Linked DNA regions of Mus musculus: region 1 is linked to region 2. Evidence: chromatin loops called from intact Hi-C (ENCODE). Cell type or tissue: heart. All regions are shown on one strand. Each heading gives the region's core, and the rest is flanking DNA. Links, peaks and the distances in the headings are about the cores only.

Region 1 (9,416 bases), core at 4,338-6,837, 50 kb before region 2:
CACTACACATCTGTCTGTAGAGAGCTTTGGAGCCAGGCCACCAGAGGAATGCTGCCCAAGCATCATCACCTTCAGAAAGAGCTGCCCTTCTTCTCAGGAGGAATGTTGAAGACACTGGCAAATTACTGAGAGTGATAATGTTCTCCCAGGCTCAGCAATGGTGGGCACCCTGCTATCATTCTCTGACGGGTTTCTCAGACTTGAGGACAGTTGAACTCTTTAAATATCTGTCTGTCTATCTATCTATCTATCTATCTATCTATCTATCTATCTATCTATCTATCTATCCATCCATCCATCCATCCATCCATCCATCCATCCATCCATCCATCCATCTATCTATCTATCTATCTATCTATCTATCTATCTATCTATCTATCTATCTATCTATCTATCTATCTATCATCTATATCTATCTATCTATCTATCTATCTATCTATCTATCTATCTATCTATCTATCTATCTATCTATCTATCTATCATCTCTATCTATCTATCTATCTATCTATCTATCTATCTATCTATCTATCTATCTATCTATCTATCTGTGTGTGCCTGCTTGTTTGTATGTGCATTACATGTATCAATGTGCTCTTGGAGGCTAGAAGAGGGTATTGGATACCCTGTAACTGGAGTTACAGGTATTTGTAAGCTGCTGCGTGGATGCTGGGACCCAAATGTTGGTCCTCTGCAAGAGCAGCAACTATTCTTAGTCACTGAACCACCTTTGCACAGCCCAGAGGGTTGAACTTTTTTTTTTTTTTCCTTTTTTGGTTTTTTGAGACAGGGTTTCTCTGTGTAGCCCTGGCTGTCCTGGAACTCACTTTGTAGACCACGCTGGCCTCGAACTCAGGAATACTCCTGCCTCTGCCTCCCAAGTGCTGGGATTAAAGGCATGTGCCACCACTGCCTGGCCTGAGGCTTGAACTCTTAACTCTCCATGTTTGTGGAAATTCAGTCATCCACAATCATCTAGTCTTCAATGATTCCAGACAGCTGAAGTGCAGAACCTCTGTTTTAACTGTGGTGGCATGTAACTTTGCACAACATGTGTTTGTTTGGGTTGGGAGAGATTAGATACCAGTCTCTGTGTAATAAGCAAATCTTCCTCAGTGACACTTAATACTTTGTTTAAGAGACAGGTCGAATACTACTGCTCGGTGCCCATGGTGAATATGGCAATCAGTGCATTGGTTGTTGCCCAGTGAGTTGGCCACAGCCCTGGCTGGTAGAGCCAAGCCATCTGGAGCAGGGGCACACAGTTCATGGTAGACACAGGCCAGAGAGATGCTATGGCCTCATGGCCCTGCTCTGCTTTCCTCCAGGCATCTCCTTGTCATGCCGAGGGACTCTGGCAAAGCAAGGCAGGCCCCACAGACAGAGTGTTAGTGTTTGGTCTTTTCCACTTGCACCCCAGGACTGGGAAGTGCTCTCTTCTCCTCAGCTACTTGTCTTGAGAATCTGAACACCCCGCCTCTATTCCTTCATTCAGAGCCAGTGTCAGCCATAGATGCCAACAGGAACATATGGTCTGTGACATGAGCACAGATTGTGGTTAGGTCTTCAGAGGTGACAAAAGTCGCCAAGTACACCTGCAGAACCTTCTGTGGACAGTGAATTTGGTCACCCATCCTGTTGCTTTGCAGTATTACACGGATCATTGTCTAAAGATTTTTATTACCTGTTGTCTCCAGTTGAAAGTTTGAATGGAATAGGTGGATTATGAGTTCTATGATAGAAAGAAATAGAGTGTTCTAGCCTCTTCTCTCTTCCTGGCATGTCTAACTCAAGGGTCTTCCACTTGCTCATTGTTTCACTCCCAGTAGCTTCTCAGTCAGCCACGATCAGGGATATGGGAAGTTCTAGAGATGAATAATTTATATTTGAAGTTATACGCCACTCTGGGTGGCTTTGTGGAATCTCGTATCACCATTGCATCCTGTCGGGAACACGAGTCATTTAGGCCAAGTGATCTGTTCGCCCCACTGTGGGGTAGCCACTGTGCTATCAGACTGTGCCCATAGAGGAGTCTGAAGGCTCTGCTATCATCTGAAGCATCAGTCATCCAGGGGTGATCTTGGAACATGGCCCTCTCAGAGAAGTGGATGATCACTGTGCAAACAGTGTTCACCTAATGAATCTCAATTTCATGTCAGCTCAGGAGACTTCTCACATAGTTCCCTGTGATTTAGAGCCTTCTCAGTGAGCAGTTGAAAGTGTATAGATTTATTATGCCCAGTCTGATGACACTGATCTCATGCCCACTTCAGGAAGAACCCTTCAAGACATTTGCCTGTGGGCTCGGAAGAGGCCAGGACAGTTCAACCTTTGATCTCATGCTGTGCTCCCCTTAGTTACGTCTCCAATAGACTCCCCCTACCTGGAGGAGAAATGAAGTCATACTGGGATAACAACAACTTCCAAAGCTTCGTGGAGCATCTACTTGGCTGAGCAGCTTTGAGACCCAATTGGTGGATTGTTTGCCATCTCGGTCTGTGTTCCAGGAGTGACACACATCACATCTGGTATTTCCTTTGCCAAACTAAGACATGGGCCAGTTTGATCTTAAGAAGGTAGAGGAGTGAAGTGTTTGTAGAGCCCTGGGAAGAAGAGAATCAGGTTGTGGACATATATACAGAACTGCTGCACCTCCTTGGAAGATTCAGAAGTTGCCTCTATGCAGTCCCTTCTTGAATGACAGACCTTTATGCTTTTGGGTTCACAGGGACTGAAAACAAAAATCGACCTAAAGATGATTTATGTCATTAAAATGGCCTCATTCTTTTGTGTAAATGTCAAGGTTTTCCACTTGATCAAAGTCACCAGTTGTAGTACATCCTAATGCCATCTGTCACATGGGGGCACATGTCTTTCTAGTGTGGGGGCCTGCTCATGTTTCTAACGCTTGCAGAACCTCACAGAATCAGTTGCTATAGAGCGGTGTGCCACTTCAGAGCCCAGCTATGGTGATTCAGTCTTTACTCCCTGTCCCATGGCTGGCAAGACCTTTGGTCACAAAGCATGGCCTCAAGTTCTGAAAATCAGGCTGGAACCACCCACCATACCTAATCTAGTCCTGTTTTCCTCACTGGCTCCACAGCTCTCCTAAAAACACCCACAGGAAGCAGATGTGTGCAGGTGGGTGCATGACAGAGGTCAGTGTTGGGTGTCTTCTGTTGCTCTCCATCTTACTTTTGAGGACAGGGTCTTTTACTGAGTCTGTAGCTCTTGAGTTTGATCAGACAGGCTCATCTGTGAATCCCAGGAATACTGCATGCTAAGGTTACTTTACATGGGTGCTGGAGATCCAAACTCAGACCCTCGTGGCTGCACAGCCAGCCCTTTATCCAGTAAACCTTCTCCCCAGGCCCTGGAAACTCACTCTTAAGTATAAGGACATTGGCAAGGAAATGTCCCTCTAACCCAAGCCAGTGGCCCATCATTATGATTCCCCAGCTAGGCATCAGCAATGGACTGATTGAAGGCCTTGGCTTTAAGGTCTGAACAGTGGTTCAAGTCCAGTCGTGCTACCTTGGAAGAGCCAGCTTGCCTCTCTGAACCAACACCGGCAAAGTTAAGGTAAACACACTCATCCCCAGAATGAAGCTTCCTGTTGCTGTTGATAAAATGCAGCTCCCATAGTTGGCTCTCAGCTGTGGGGACTTGAGTGCTCTCAACAAAGACAGTGTCTGGGCAAGTCTGTGTACCCCAAGCTGAGAACGTCTTCCCTCCTTTTCTGCTTGCTAATTAAGAGTCATAAGGAAAATGCTGACGAGCTTCGCCCTGCCTTCTGTGCTATAGCTGGAGGGCTGTTCTGACTTTGCCTGACAAATGGCTAACCAGCCGCTCCCACCAAGCCCAGCTCAACTGCTCAGCACCGACAGCCCCAGATTTGCCAGCAGCATCTTATAAGCTTGTCACTATTTGCTTACTCGGTGACAGTGTTTTTGTTCAGCGAGCATCTCTGAGATTTCACCCGTCAGGGTGTATCTGTTTCCTTCAAAATGCCAAGATGCCATCCAATGCCATTCTCTCAGAGCACATGGGAGCAGCGGCCATCTCCAAGTGAGACTGGGAGTCCTTGGCATTTGTTGTGTTCTAGTGCAGGTGAGGTAGGATGCTGTCTTTACAAACAGGTAGGGCACACAAGGGCTCTATTAAGTGTCATGAACTTTGAAGTTGCTTTATAAACTACTCTGCAAGCTTCCAGGTGATTGGTTGTGTGGTTTGCTGGGTGGGCTGCTGCATTTTGAGTTATTTTTCAAGCTGACCTGTGTCATGTTGGCAGATTGAAATGGGCAGTGGCAGGAAGGTTGACACTGAAAACTCGGCAGACATTGCAAATGAGTCCTCTGTCCCTCTGCTGTGGACCAGTGGTAACTCCGCGACACTCACCATCCCACCATAGCACTGAGTCTTCAAACGCCTGGGTCGCACCCAGGTTAAAGATGGAAGCAGGGCTGCCCCAAGTCAGAAGTGCCCCAAGTCACAAGCGTGGTACTCGGTAGGGGAGTAGAGCCCCCACAGCACTGCACCCCTTCTGGGCACCAGGGTCCATGCGATCCTATGCTTGGACTGGCACACAGCAGGGACTGGTCAGGACAATTAGGGGTGTGGCCTGGCAGAAGCAAGCTCAGCTCAAAGACAGAGAACCTCCCCCAGTGGCGTTTCCTCTGAAGCTTGTCAGGGAGGGGAGGGAGGAAGCAGAATAGCCTGATTCAGGACACTAGCTATTCCCAGTCTAGGTCCTAGGTGTGACTGCAGTTATGCTGGGGGTGCCCTACTTGAAACGGAAAGTCTACTGCAGAGAACCAGCAAGCTGATGCTTCTCCTTAGCCCTGCCTTGATTGATTTAGGATCTCCATGGGAGCAGTTTGGGACCAATAGATGCTTAAATGAAGCCTAGAGCTCAGTGTGGTAGCCCCCTTCAGGCTCCCTTAAAGAGTATGTTATAGGGACCTGCAATAAGCAAAGGCAGGGGTATCGAATGTAGGATTGCTAAGGCAAAGGGAGCGAGGTTGCACATACTTTCCACAGAATATCCTTTTGCATCTTCTAAGAAAGAAACTTGGTAGATAAAGAAAGGAAGGCTCCAAGGACTTGCTGTCATAGATGGTAAGCATCAGAGCAAGGTTCAAGCACGTCATTGTGTGACTGTAGAACCTTATTGGCTCCCATAGCCTCCTGACCCCAGGTCAGCCAGCTTTTCTCTCTAGAAGAAAGATCTTCATCCTTAGCCCCAAAGCCAACTCTCCCTCTCCTACCCAGGAGTCCCGTGCCATTCTGTACGGTCACAGAGCCCCTGCAGCTCTGTAGGCATCCTCTACCCTTTTCCCGTTGACCCTCTGTCCTGGGCCAGCTATCAGCACGCATGCCTGGCTGCACCATGCCTTTTGTAGTCTTCACTCAGCAGCTGCCACGCAAGCCCCACCCACACGTTCCTAGTCTTGAGAGGCTAGTTCCTTCCGGTTCGGGATCATGCAACTTTCTCCTCTTGCTCTTCTTCTGTGCTTTAGCCGCCTCTGGCTCTTCTCCCTGCTCCTACAACTTGAAATGCAAGCACTCCTACAGGAATTTGCAACAGGTTCACAACTCTTTTTAAAAACACCTCTGCTCTGTGCTCCTAGGACTTCAGCACTGTATGCAGATACCCCCACATCAATATATCTGCAGGTCTGATCGAAGGATAAACAGAAGTAACCTGACAGGAGTCTACAAAGCCAAGCACACTCCAGCATGCCATGGGCGCTCTGTCTACAAAGGGGATTCCATAGGAAGAGAAGTGTCCTGCCTCAAAGTTACATCCAGTAGACCTTCAGCCCATTTTTTGTTCTCCGATTTAGCACAGTGCAGAGTAGTTGCTCTATAGAAGGTGACCGAATGAATGCAACAATTGAAGCTTGATACATTGGTGTGAAGCTGCTGCAGCCCTTGACTGGGAATGAGACTTAACTATGTGCACAGCAGGCTCACACAGAGTCAAGTCTGAGGCTTTTCCTCATTTGAGTAACTCAACTAGAGCTAAGCTCCCAGATGACTCATGCAGATGTAGTTAGCACTCAGGGTATTGTGCCATCTTATGTCCCTGCCTTTGCTGATCCATCTAGACTTATAGTCTTATTAATTTCACCCAGCCTATGTTTTTATGGCTTCACTTTAGGTTTTCACCTCTATTCTCAAGGTCACCTTCAAGGTCAGTCCTAATTACTGCTGGCCTCTGTGCAAACACTGTCACTTCAATACCTCTGCAGGTGATGCATCTCCTCTCCTCTCTGCATATATGCATGGTATGTATGTTCATGCTCGCATGTGTGGGTTCTCTGTGTGTGTGCCTGTAGGGGCCAGTGGCTGATGTTGAGTGCCCACCCTCTTTAATTGTTCTTCAGTTTAAACATTAAGGTAAAAGTTCTTTCTGAACACAAAGCTTGCCATTTTGACTAGTTTTTCTACCTAGCGTGCCCTGGGGATTTCCTTCTGTCTCCCATGGGCTGGGATTACAGGTGGCTGGCTGTCTTGCCTATATATGGGTTCTGGGGATCCAAACTCATCCTTGTAGAGCAAGCTCTTGATCAGCTGAACCATGTTCTCAGCTCTACTTGTCTTTGTGCCACAGGCTTTGGCTATTTTGTGGCTGGTTCTGTGTTTGAAACAAAACAAAACAAAAACAAGAGCAAAATCCAAACAGAATTGGTTCTGGGAAAGCATGGAGAAAGGGGTCTATAAGAACCGTCAGTTGTCTGTCTTTCTTTAACTCTAAAGGTACCGAGAACTGTTTCTCCTTCTGGCTTTTCCCTTGGGCTTTCTGAGCAGGTTTAAGCCCTCAGAGCTCCGTATCATTCAGTCTGAGAGCCACACTTAGAGCAGAGCAACTCTGAGGAAAAACTGAGCCACCATGACATCTGTGTCTGCTTATGTTGCTTGAGACGGAGGGGCAGAGATTCTTTGGGAGAGGGAGAGCTAGAGATAGGAAGAAATCGCAGAGGAGAGGGAAGGTCTTTCTGACATTAACTTTATATGGAAGGCAGAAGATTAGAATCTTTTATATATATGGTCAATATTGAGTTCCTCTTTTTGAAAATATTTTGTTATAATTTTTGTGAGTCCATAATGTACCCTCGTAAAAACAGGGAGCTAATGAGCTTTAGGGGCTTGCTTAAGTTTTAGAACTTTAGATTCTCTGTGCTTGTGTGTGTGTGTTTGTGTGCATTTATCTCTCTGTGTGTGTTTGTGTGTGTGTGTTTGAGTGCATTTATCTGTGTGTGTGTGCACATGTGAGTATGTTTCTCTGTGTGTTTCTCTCTATGTGCCTATGTGTATGTGCATCTGTGTGCATGTGTGTCTGTGTGTGTGTGTATGTGTGTGTGTGTGTGTGTGTGGTGTTCAAGTGGAAGTAAGGGGTGGGGTTGTATCTAGTGACAGAGCACATGCTCATCATATACAAAGTCCTGAGTTCAATTCTCAGTATTAAGAAGAAAAAAAAAGACAGAGAGAGATAGAAATTAAATTGCAGAATTAATAAATTTTAAAGAAACAAATTACCGTAATATAAAAGGTAGATAAGGTCTGGCATTGGGATAAAAGTCAGATCATGTGTTTGACTAAGACTGTAGTCTGATCTGGGTGTGGTGATATGTGTCTATAATATATAATGTTAGCAAATGTTGTGGAGTCCCCAGCATCCATATCTGGCATCTCACAACTACCTGTAACTCCAGCTCCTGGGGATCCCAAAGCCTCTCTGCCCTCTACAAGCACACACACACACACACACACACACACACACACACACTCACACACATACACACTCACACACACACACACACTCACACACACACACTCACACACACACACTCACACACACACATACACACACTCACACACACACTCACACACACTCACACACACACACACACACACTCACACACACACACAGAGCACAGGTGTGGTAAAAATACACACATGCATATATAAATGAACCTTTGAAAAAAAGCAAACACAGAGCCATGCATCTGAGCCAATAGCCACCTGTACAAAGGGAAAGACATGCACATCACTGAAGAATATTTTTGACCTTGGAAAATAATAGACATTTGTTCATGTCTCTCCAGGAAAAAGCCACACAGAGAAAAACAGTTACTTCAGTGAAGAAGACAAAAGTCCAGAACAGCACAAATCTCCCGTGGCTTTTGAAGAGCTGAAGAAGAACTTCAAACTGAGTCTCTGTGGCTGTCAGGGAAGGGGGGGGGGCAGTGGAAGCCCCTGTGTCCCAGGGCAGCAGGCACAGAGCCTTTAAAGAAGCATGGAGTGGTTAGTCAGCTCTTCATGGCCTAGCAAATTAGATATGCATCCCAAAAGGTACCCTGCGATATTAAAGTCCATTTATATACTCTATAAAGTGCCCCCTGTGGATCCTGGCAGGCACACACATGTTGGGGTGTATGGGCTGGTTGATTCCTCTGTGACTTATGTGACGCTGACATGGCTGAAACCCACGAGTCACCCAGACCAGGATGGAAACTTGTGCAGGACCCAGGGCCGAGGCTCTTACATATAAGTCCCATTAATCCCCTGTGAGCAAAGTGGTGTAAATTACTAACACGGCTTTGGGAAGAGAATTGTGTCACCGCTTCTAATGAAAATGTCAGGGCGATGAGCTGTCGGTAGCTGCCATGCCGTGCGGTTCCGAGGCAGGTGTTTTTTCCTACCTGTTATTCAAGGACAGCTACGTGCTGCTGCCTGAGGGGAACATCAGCAGTTATTTGTGCTGAGAGGACTATAAAGTGAGAGAGGACAGCGGAGCTCTCGTCACCAGCTCTGCAGGACATGGTGGGCAGTTTGTGGAGAAGTGGTTGCAGGGAGGTGAGCTGTAGCGCAGGCTTGGGGTGGGGGTGGGGGGGAGAAACAGCTGTCCTGCAATGGCCTGGTGTGCAATGTAGACTGCTATCGTAACACAAACCAGCCTGCCCTGTGGATTTGGGAGTTGCCCTCCAGGGTAGCTTTCACTAAATCAGAGTCCAGCTTGGGAGGCTGGGGCAGGAGGATCCCAAACTCAAGGCTGGATCACCAGGGAAAGGAACACGGCTTGTTAATTCAGTAGTCATCCTGGAAACCCAGGTTCAGTGTGGTGTCAATGCTGGTGTGTTTCTGCCTCATACGACCTTTATATTGGCCATTCTTTGGTGTGCCTGTGTTCTCATGTCCTTCCTTGCATTCATCCAGGCATTATCAAATGGCCACGGGCAAGTCACACTTTCTGAGCCTTTTGTCTTTGATTATATGCTGTGTCCCCTAAATCCTGCCCACCCTCTCCTTGCCCCTTGCTTGGGCTCTGCTGGCCTGGGCCTAGATTCTAGAGTCTCACTCACTGTCTCTCTCTCCTTACCCCCCCCCCCCCCCAGTGCAGCGATACTACCAAC
Region 2 (9,416 bases), core at 2,692-5,191:
TCATGAAGGCTGAGGGGGACGATTTGAAGGTAGGAAGAACTTCCACAAGGAAGATAACAGATGGGGGATGGTGGGAGGTACAAATACAATGATGCACACATGAAAATGTCACAACAAATAATTTGATGCCCTTAACCTTGCCATCTTCCTATATGAAGAGATAAATGGTTATCTAGATTACTCTGTTAACATGAGGTCTGGGGGAATCTTAGGTTCTATGCAACGTTCTCAGCTCCATGTTTCTGGTGCCTGGGATGCAATGCTCACTTCATGTGTCCACATGAGCATATAGAACAGTGTCTGCCACCATACCACAGTGCTAATGTGAGTGTCATCGTGAGTCACACATGGAAGCTGTTCTGTGTTAAAATACCTCTTTGTTTCGAGACATTTCTTTCTGAAGGATTAGCCGCGAAGCATCCCTATATTCTCTCATTAATATGAACCATTTTCATATTTTTCTGCATTCATTAACATTTTAAAATAAAATTTATGTGAAATAAATCAATAAATAAACAAATGAATGTGGAGTAGATTACTTGGTTTTTGCTTTAGTTTCCCTGGTAATCACAAATTATCTCATTAAAAACTATGAAACATTTATAATTTGTATCCAACTTTAGTCTGCCATTTTACTAAATCAGAAAATCTTGAATAATATTTTGACTATATGGGGTAAAAAAAAACAACAACTAGTTTTTAGAGAAAGGCACTTTTATGTTGTTCTGGGACTAAGGAGATATGAAAATAAGGAAATTCTCTCTTGATCCCTAAACAGCACTCAAAAGCCAAGCCTTCTGTGATGTCCAAGGTTTGGAGTGTGGTGGCTAACAAGTCCATCTTCTGTATCTTAGGGGCCATGCACCAGCCATCAGAGAACAGCCAAAGCACAGTTTTCCAAGACGTTTTTGTGAAAGAGCTGGTCATAGCAGCATTAGATCTGAGTTCTAGTCACACCTGTGCTTCTTGTTCAAAATAAGCAGGGGAGCCAGAACCTAATCAATTTACTCATCTCTAATCTGAATTTATAATTAGATTTTATTACTGCAACAACAAAGACAAGCACTTACTAAGTAAGCCGTTCCTGATGAGTTAGCTACAACATGTGAGCAGTTGGAGACTGGGTTGGAGTTATCTATCACATAACTTGATTTCCGATGGATTGCTGAAGTACAAAAGACAGTGGTCCATGGAATCTCGCTGGAGGGTTGTGGGCAGAGAGCTCTAAGTGAGAGAGTCAGAGGTATCAGAGAGTTCCTGCCTGCATAGCCCCCATGCCTTGGGTAGAATGAATACAAGCATGCAGACTGCATCTTGCATTCTGCACACAGTACTGGGAGGCTTCAAGGCTCTCTGCAGAATGTTTGGGATTTCTGGCAAGCAGCCCTGCAGGATCCGTGGGGTCTTGCCCTTCTCCAACCATTCGATAAATAGCACTCAGTAGAGACTCTGGCTGCGGATACTTGTTTTCAAAACAACAGCTCCCAGCCAACCTCCTTAAGCAGCTCCATATGTTTCTATGGAGAGTTTATGGATCGTGGCCTTCGGAATTCTTTTGTTTATCACTGGGAATCCAAGTACCGAGAGCTGCTAACTAACCATGAGGCTCACTGGTTATACAAGCTGTTGGACCTCTTAAGGACTTTGACATAAGGACCACTTTCTGCCGAGTAAGAATTAGCAGTTTAAAAGGAGTGCACTTAACAGAGCCATGTAAGTATCAGTTTCTGTATGTCATTATAAGCCAGCCTTTTAATTTAAAAAAAAAAAAAACTGGACTGTATTGCTTTGTGTGCACACTTAAACGAGGTCCTTAAAGGGAGGTCTGAGCAGTCTTCAAAGGCTTACCATCAAAGGGTTGTTTACTGCTGTTGTTTGTAAATGAATATCCAAGGCCTCAACAGGATGTGTCCTTCTTGTTCTGGGCACAAAGACACTGCTCCTCATGATGCTCAGGACCCAGGATTCCCCCAGGCATCCATTCCTCCTCCATCTCCCTCGCCCCACCTCACTAATCCAATGCCAACCACGCGGAGAAGATAGAGGTTTCAGTGGAGTGCCTCGCTGGCCTTAGTAATACCTACTATTTATTGAGCCCTTCAGACCAAGCTCTGCGTTCTCCTTTTAGTTCGTTTGTTTTAATCCCTCTTTCCTGACAGCTCAGCAAGGTGGAGAGCATAACTATGCCCCATTTTACAGATAATGAAATCTAAGCTTAGACAGCCTGAGTGATTGGCCTATGTCTGTCAGTCACTCAATAGCTACATTCCGCTGTTATTCCTTAGCCACCGGCAGCTGAGATGGGACATAGCTTCAGGTTGCCTGACTCAAACCTCTCATCCACCATCACACACCCTTGTTCTCTAATAGGAGAACACTCCTAACATGATGACCATGCCTCCTTTCTCACTCAAAAGTTCCCTGGTTACCGTGTATGCAGGTGCACATATGCACATGTAGAAGAGAGAGGCCAACCACAGTTGTTACTCCTCAGGGGCTGCCCCAATTCCATTTTTGTTTTCTTTTTTTTTTTTTAGGCAGGGTTTCTCATTGGCCCAGAACTTTCTGAATAGGCTCGTCTTGCTGGCCATATTGCCAGCCCTAGAGATTCCTGTCTTCCGCTCCGTAGAGTGGGATTCTAAACACATGCCACCACCACACCTGGCCTGCGCTTCCTGTCCCTTCTCCCCCCCCCACCTTTGGTGGGCAATGGAACTCAAGTCACCATGCTTCTTCTCCCTTCTCCTCCCCTTCTTCAGTGGGAGATGGAGCTCAGGCCACCAGGCTTAACGCATCCTTAGTTTCACGTCCGTGGCTGAGACAAAACACCCTGACCAAAAGCAGTTTAGGAGAGAGGGGCTCATTGTAACTTAAGAGTCCAGGTTACATCCATCATAGCAGGGACATAAAGGCTGCAGGACCTTAAACCAACTGGTCACATCCTACCCACAGTCAAGAGCAGAGAGAAATTAATGTGTGTGTGTACTTAATACTCACCTAGCTCTCTCTACTTTTCTATAATCCCGGACCTCAAACCAAGGAATGGTGCTGCCCACTTTCAGATTGAGTCTTCACACATCAATTACAGCAATCAAGATTATCTCCCACACACAGGCATACAGGCCAACCTGTTCTAGATGGTTCCTAGTTGAGTCTTTTTCCAGGTAGGTTGTATCTGGCTGACAGTCACCATGCAAGGCAAGCCTTGTACTCATTGAGCTTCTGTCCCTGCACCCATGGCTTGGCTCCTTTTTTTTTTTTTTTTTTTAGATTTGTATTTGTATTGTTTTATGTGCATGAAAATTTGATTGCATGTATGAATATGTACCACATGCGTGCCTGGGACCATTCTTGGCCAGAAAAGAGGGTCAGATCCCTGAAACTGGACTTAAAGATGGTTGTAAGATGCCTTGTGGGTGCTGGGATCTGTCCCCAGGTGCTCTGCTAAAGCAGCAAGGACTCATAGCCTGTGAAGCATCTCTAGCCCACCATCATCCCATGGTTCTTTTAATATTTCACACATGTGGCTTTTCCTGGTTCGTTTACATAAAATGACACAAGAAAGGCCAGTCCTCTCTTTCAGGAACAATTCATCATGCATTTGAAAATCCTCTGTAGAAGATTCACAGCAACTTTTCCAGAGACTGAACTCAATGTGGCTGATTCAAAAGGGCAATGTCCTCCAAAAGCAGGCTGGGTAGCTCGCAGCTCCATCTAGGTGCACGTCTCTCGGAGCTAGCAAGTGAGTCAGCAGAAGCCCACAGACAATGATGTGTTTGCTCTTCGAACGATGAGTCAGCCATGATAAATGGCCGGCTTTCGTCTGGTCCCTGACGTCTTCACAGAATATTAATTGCCCTGTTGCTTCCCGTTCCACACAGCTGGGTGGGATTGCTACCAGCCACAGTGCTGAACGCTTACATATTTCAGCCCAGCCCAGAAAGGTTTCCTGTGGTGGGTGAAATGACAACATGCACAAAGGTCAAATTCCAGATGTGAGAGTCTGAACTTCTCCCAGCTCGGGGAAAACATCGCCTCGACATGATCTCAGAGGATTTTCAGTACAGATTTAAGGCCAGCATCTCTGGAAAGATGCGAGCTTGTCAGTCTAAGAGGATGCCAGCGTGCTCTGTGTGCATTTATCCAAGGCTTTGAGACCACCTATTGCACTCCAGAGCCAAGGGAGCAGGGGAAGAGGGGGTTGTTCAGGAGTTCCTGCGTGAGGGGCCTGGCTCTACATCTTGCTTCTTGGCCTTGGCCTTCGAAGTCATTTTGAGATGAGGAGTTCATTCTGGATTAATACCTTGGCTGGACACAGTGCCAAAAAAAATGGTGGGAAGAGAGCACAGCTGTGCGGTGGGGGAATTTCCTGTTTGTGTGGTAATTCATCTGTTTATGCTGTCTTCCTTATCCATTTCAATTATGCATGTGTGCTCTGCATGCATATGTATGCGTGTTTGTATGCCTGTGTCCGTGTGCATGTTCAAGTGCATGTGGGGGTTGAGGTCAGTTGTCATTCCCATATACTCTTCCATTTTATACTTTGCATAGGGGTCTGTCAATCAAACAGAGAACTCAGCATTAGGGCTAGGCTCCCTAGCCGGCTTGCTCAGGGGACCCCATTTCTGCCTTCCCGAGCTGGAATTAAAGGTTGGCTGCTACTTCCACCTGACATTTATGTGGGTTCTGGGGAGCTGAACTCCACACATCATATTTGTGTGGTAAGTGTTTTAACCACTGAGCTATCACCTCCCCAGGCCCCCATTTATTCTTTCTATAAAAGTTCTTATCACATTTGCAAAATTGACTCTCAGCATATTCACAGGTGATAAGAAAACGTAGCTTATTTTTTTCTTTATTAACTGATACCATGATCCTGCTGCGTTTCTACCAGTAGACTCCAGGGTGGGAATTAAATTTTAGCCTCGCTGTGTAAACATAACCAAATTAATCTAGGTAAATACTGTCTGGGTTTTATCTTTCAGAAGCCCTTTTTCTATCTCTGCTCCAATGCAAACTGGCCTCTGAGTACGCATTTGGGGGTGGATGAAACTCATCAAAAATAGGTGTTACAGAGTCGCTGTAGCAGAGCAGCTCATGTTGTCTGCTCTCCACATGGGAACTACCAAAGGATACAATACTATTGGCGTACCAGTGTCTGCCATTCCAGCCTGTGGCCCAGCCACTGACCCAGCTCAAGGCCCATGCCTGGAGTGGAGAAGTAGAGCAGGCTAGCTTCGGCCTGACCTCATTCCGGATGCTCCCCCAATACTTTCTCCAGGGGAATTGAGCTCTCAAATGAGAAGTGTCAGCGAATTTCCCTACAGGAATGCTGTGTCACTAATTGTCACCGATTGTCAGTGGCTAAAACAAGTAACCATTCAGTCACTCACGAAGTCATCTCAGGTCCTCTCCAGACTCTTTCTCTGAAGCACAAAAGACTCCCCAGACATTATATAAATAAATAAACATGTCTATGTTTCAGTAAAACAATATATATGGATAGCAGAATTTGAACATTGCTTGGGTTCATGTATTATGAAATACTATATTTTTATGTTTTTTTTTAATTAATACATTTATTTGGTTTGTGGTTGTTTGTGTACATGGTGACTGTATGGAAGTCAGAGTCCACCTTATGGACTCTGGGGATTAAACCCAAGTTGACAGGTTTAACAGCACATACCCTGCTCACTTGTTGGGCTATCCTGTTAGCCCTTTTCTAAGTTTGCGTTGTTTCTTTATTGTTTTGGGGTCGAGGTCTTGCTATGTAGCTTATGCTGGCTTTGAATTCTCAGCAATTCTCTTGACAACATCTCTTAAGTGCTCAGATTACAGGTTTGTGTCACCATGTCCAGCCTAGCTTGAACCCTTGTTCTGAGTCTACGCAGGGATGGGTGTAGCTGCTTTGGGCTGTGAGTTAGCCAGGCAGCTCTGTTCATTCTGACAGGGTACACACTCAGGACTGTGGACTGGTTCACCGTTAGCTGACCTAGCATAGGCTTGGCTGGAATGTCTGTGATCAGTGACCTCTGCTTCCAACTCCATCATCAGGCTAGCCCGCAAATGTTCTTGTCATGGCAGAGGCACACATGTGCAAGCAGCATTGTGCAAGCAGCATTAGAAGCTCCTGTTCAATTCTATCTGTTAATAACCCACAGCCAAAGCAAGGTGACAAGCTGGAGACAGAATTGGGTGGAGCAGAAGACATGCCAAGGTACTTGGCGAAAAGCGATGTGCTGGGGCCATTAGCACAATCAAAGAACCTAAACCAGGAAGAATTTTAAGTCCTATTTGGGATCCATAGGTGTGTGAAGCAACTGTGATGTGAGGGGAGAGCATGTACAGAGGCTTGGCGGCATGGTGAAGCTTGCTGCTTCTGGCTGTTGAAGTGTACTGATGAAAGGGGAGTAGCAAAAAGCAGGCTGATATCAGAGAAAACTGGCAATTCCTGGTAACGTATCAGATGCAACGAGTAAGCCCATGTTCAAAGATGCAGCCTCTGGGAGAGCAAGGCTTTCCCAGATGTTTAAGGTTCTGGTTTCGACTTCAGCACCTGCCGTGCTGTGGTTGGATATACAGAGCAATAGACCTCTTGCCTCCTCTTTGATTTCCATGCAGAGGGGCAAGACAGACAAGACAGGGAACACAGTGCCTGAGGAGTTTGGGTCTGGCTTCGTAGTTTTAGAGTGGAAGAAACAGGACCCTTTGTTCTTGCATCAACATTGAACTATTTGGGGTTATCAAGAAGCTAAGAATTTTTTAAAAATGATTTCTTTCTATTATTTTAAAGTGGTGTGTGTGTGTGTGTGTGTGTGTGTGTGTGTGTGTGTGTGTAAATAAATGCAGCTCCTGCAGAGGCCTGAGGTGTCAGATCCCCTTGGCGCTGGAGTTACAGGCAGCTGTGGCTACCTGACGTGGGTTCCGGGAACTGAACTCTGCTCCTCAGCAGAAGCAGCAGACATTCTTCACTGCTGAAATGGAGAAAGTGGATGCCGATATATTGTGGATTATGACTGGAGTCCTTGGTGTCATGGGGAATCTTGCCTTGTCTTGTGAAGGTTGGCTGTCCTCCAAGAGTCCAGTGCTTAGGTTGAGTCATGTAAGAATGGAAGCTTTATGATGGTATGGGCTTTGTTTTGTTCATTGGGATGTGCCTAGTATCTAGACAGGGCTTAGTGGATGCTTGATAAATGTTCCCCCAAATCATTGAAAGTTAGAAGCTTGATAATGTAGGCTTTGCTTTGGTGTTGTGGGCTTATTTAAACTTGTATTGAATATTGACTTCCACTGGCTTTAGCTACCTTCTTACAGTACAGAAGAACTAGGCTCATACGGTCAGTTCTGGCTCCTCTGCTCCATGTTCTCCTCGTCTTCTCTGGGTCACCATCACTTCCATTTAATTCTTATTCCTAGTCTCTGCCAGTTGCTGGTCAGGGTAGAGGGAGAGAGAACCAAATACATCGTGTACATACATACATTTGTTTCTCCGGGCTTCATGTTATGTCCATTTGGCTCGTGTGTACCTTTGTTTACTCCCCCATAGTCTAAATCTTGGTAGAATATACGGGTTACCACATGGCCTTGGTGAAGACTGACCCCAGAGTTCATGAGTTTCTCTTCTGTTGGAAGAGAAAGGTGATTGCTAACTGATGGTCTTGATTGTTCCATGAGGGAATGGTGAATCAGAGTTTGGACCAAGATGATGTCAGAGTGGAATGCAAGCAACATAATAGCAAGGCCTGCCTGGCATCTACTCATGGCCTCATGACCAACAGCTGCGGACTCTGCTTTGCTTGAAAATTACAGAGAGGGAACTGTGGCTCGTCATATTGCTCTTCCCAAAGACTTGAGTTCAATTCCCAGTACCCGTGTCAGGTGGTTCACAGCTGCCTGTTACTCTAGCTCCAGGGGTGGGGGGTGGGGGGTGGGGGATGGGATATGCTGTCCTCTTTTGACCTCCTTAGGCACCTGCACTCACCAATGCATACCCACATAACAAGTACACAACACACACATAATTAAAAGTAATAAAATAAATATATAGGTGGATAATGCAGGTGTGGAGGTACATGCCCGGAATCCTAACACTTGAGTGGTGATGGCAGGAGATCACTAGCATCTTTGATTACAGAATGAATTCTAATCCAGTGTGGGCATATGAGAGCCTGACTCAAAAATAAACGAATAACTGAATCACAGGTGGATTTAACTATGAGTATCCGCCCAGAAGCAAAGAGTGAGCCACAAACAACAGCCTCTATTCATGATTTAAGAAGGCCTCTGTAGCTAAGTGGTTCACAGCCACTGCCTTCAGCTTGGTTTTGCTGTCAATGGGCATGCTGGATTTTAACTTGAATATCATGAATTCACCAACAGCTCTATTAATGTAATAATTAAAACTACCCATGCAGTCTAGGTAAATGTAAACTATGAGGCCAAAGCTTATCTCTAAGATAAACAACTACTGCAGGAGCTCCCAACCTAAAAATAAAAAGAATTCACTATATTTGGAGTCATTTCTTTTTTTTTTTCTAAAATAGCTTCCTTGGAGCTGGAGAGACAGCTCAGTGGTTAAGAGCACCAACTGCTCTTTTAGAGGTACTGAGTTCAATTCCTACCAACCACATGGTGGCTCACAACCATGGTGGTGGTATAATGGGATCTGATGCCTTCTTCTGGTGTGTCTGAAGAGAGCAATGGTACACTCATATAAATAAATAAATAAATAAATCTTTATATAGCTTCCCTTCTTCTTTCCCTCCTGCTCTCCCTCCTTACTTTTTTCTTTTGAAAAGGAACTATACCTTTAAAGATAAATGAAGAGGTCATTCTTGTTCCTCAGAATTTCCCCAGATGAAGGCAGCCAAACAAATCCTGAATGCAAACTCTTTGGAATTATCAGATATATAGAATGGATACGGAGTGGACTGGAGATTGAACATAGAGTTTCCCATGTGCCTGATAAACACGTCACCAATCAGCTACATCCTTGGACTTTCTTTTATTTTTATTTTAATTTACTTTTTGTTTTAATCTTTCTACAGGAACTCACTAAGTTGTTCAGGCTGGTCTTGAACTTGGGATCCTCCTACTTCAGTGTTCCAAGTAGCTGTACTAGAACAGTTTGCACTACCAGGCCTGGCTTTATCTTAAAACAACCAAACCAAAACAAGGAAAGATGCTCGCTTCACCTTTCTGTGGCTGCCATACTCACATGAGTGACAGAGTAGTGGGTGAGAGGTGGTGGGCACAGGACATTCCCAGCTTCCAGGCACGAACTTCTATGGGCAGTAGCCACTGTCACCGACCCTTCCATTTCTTCTCTCTCCTTGTGACTTCACTGCCTGCCAAATACAATATTAAAGGCTGAGTGAAGATTCTGGAATGCAGGGTGAACTTGGATGGGCTGCTCC

The links. Peaks named below come from ENCODE experiments on the same cell type or tissue, not always from the same donor. Only the 100,000 strongest peaks of a DNase experiment are listed, where the experiment ranks them.
Region 1: it touches region 2 in a loop (2.0-fold over the local background); 4 of 42 quality-filtered maps call a loop at or near these places.

The regions. Positions count from the first base shown.
Region 1 is chr3:41,229,787-41,239,202 of GRCm38, forward strand. No RefSeq gene overlaps it. Among named protein-coding and RNA genes, the nearest start is that of Gm40038, 61 kb to the left of the region's middle. In heart, for the core only: no CTCF peak of the experiment used is centred there; a DNase peak (open chromatin) is centred at 5,425.
Region 2 is chr3:41,281,207-41,290,622 of GRCm38, forward strand. No RefSeq gene overlaps it. Among named protein-coding and RNA genes, the nearest start is that of 1700052H01Rik, 70 kb to the right of the region's middle. In heart, for the core only: no CTCF peak of the experiment used is centred there; a DNase peak (open chromatin) is centred at 3,885.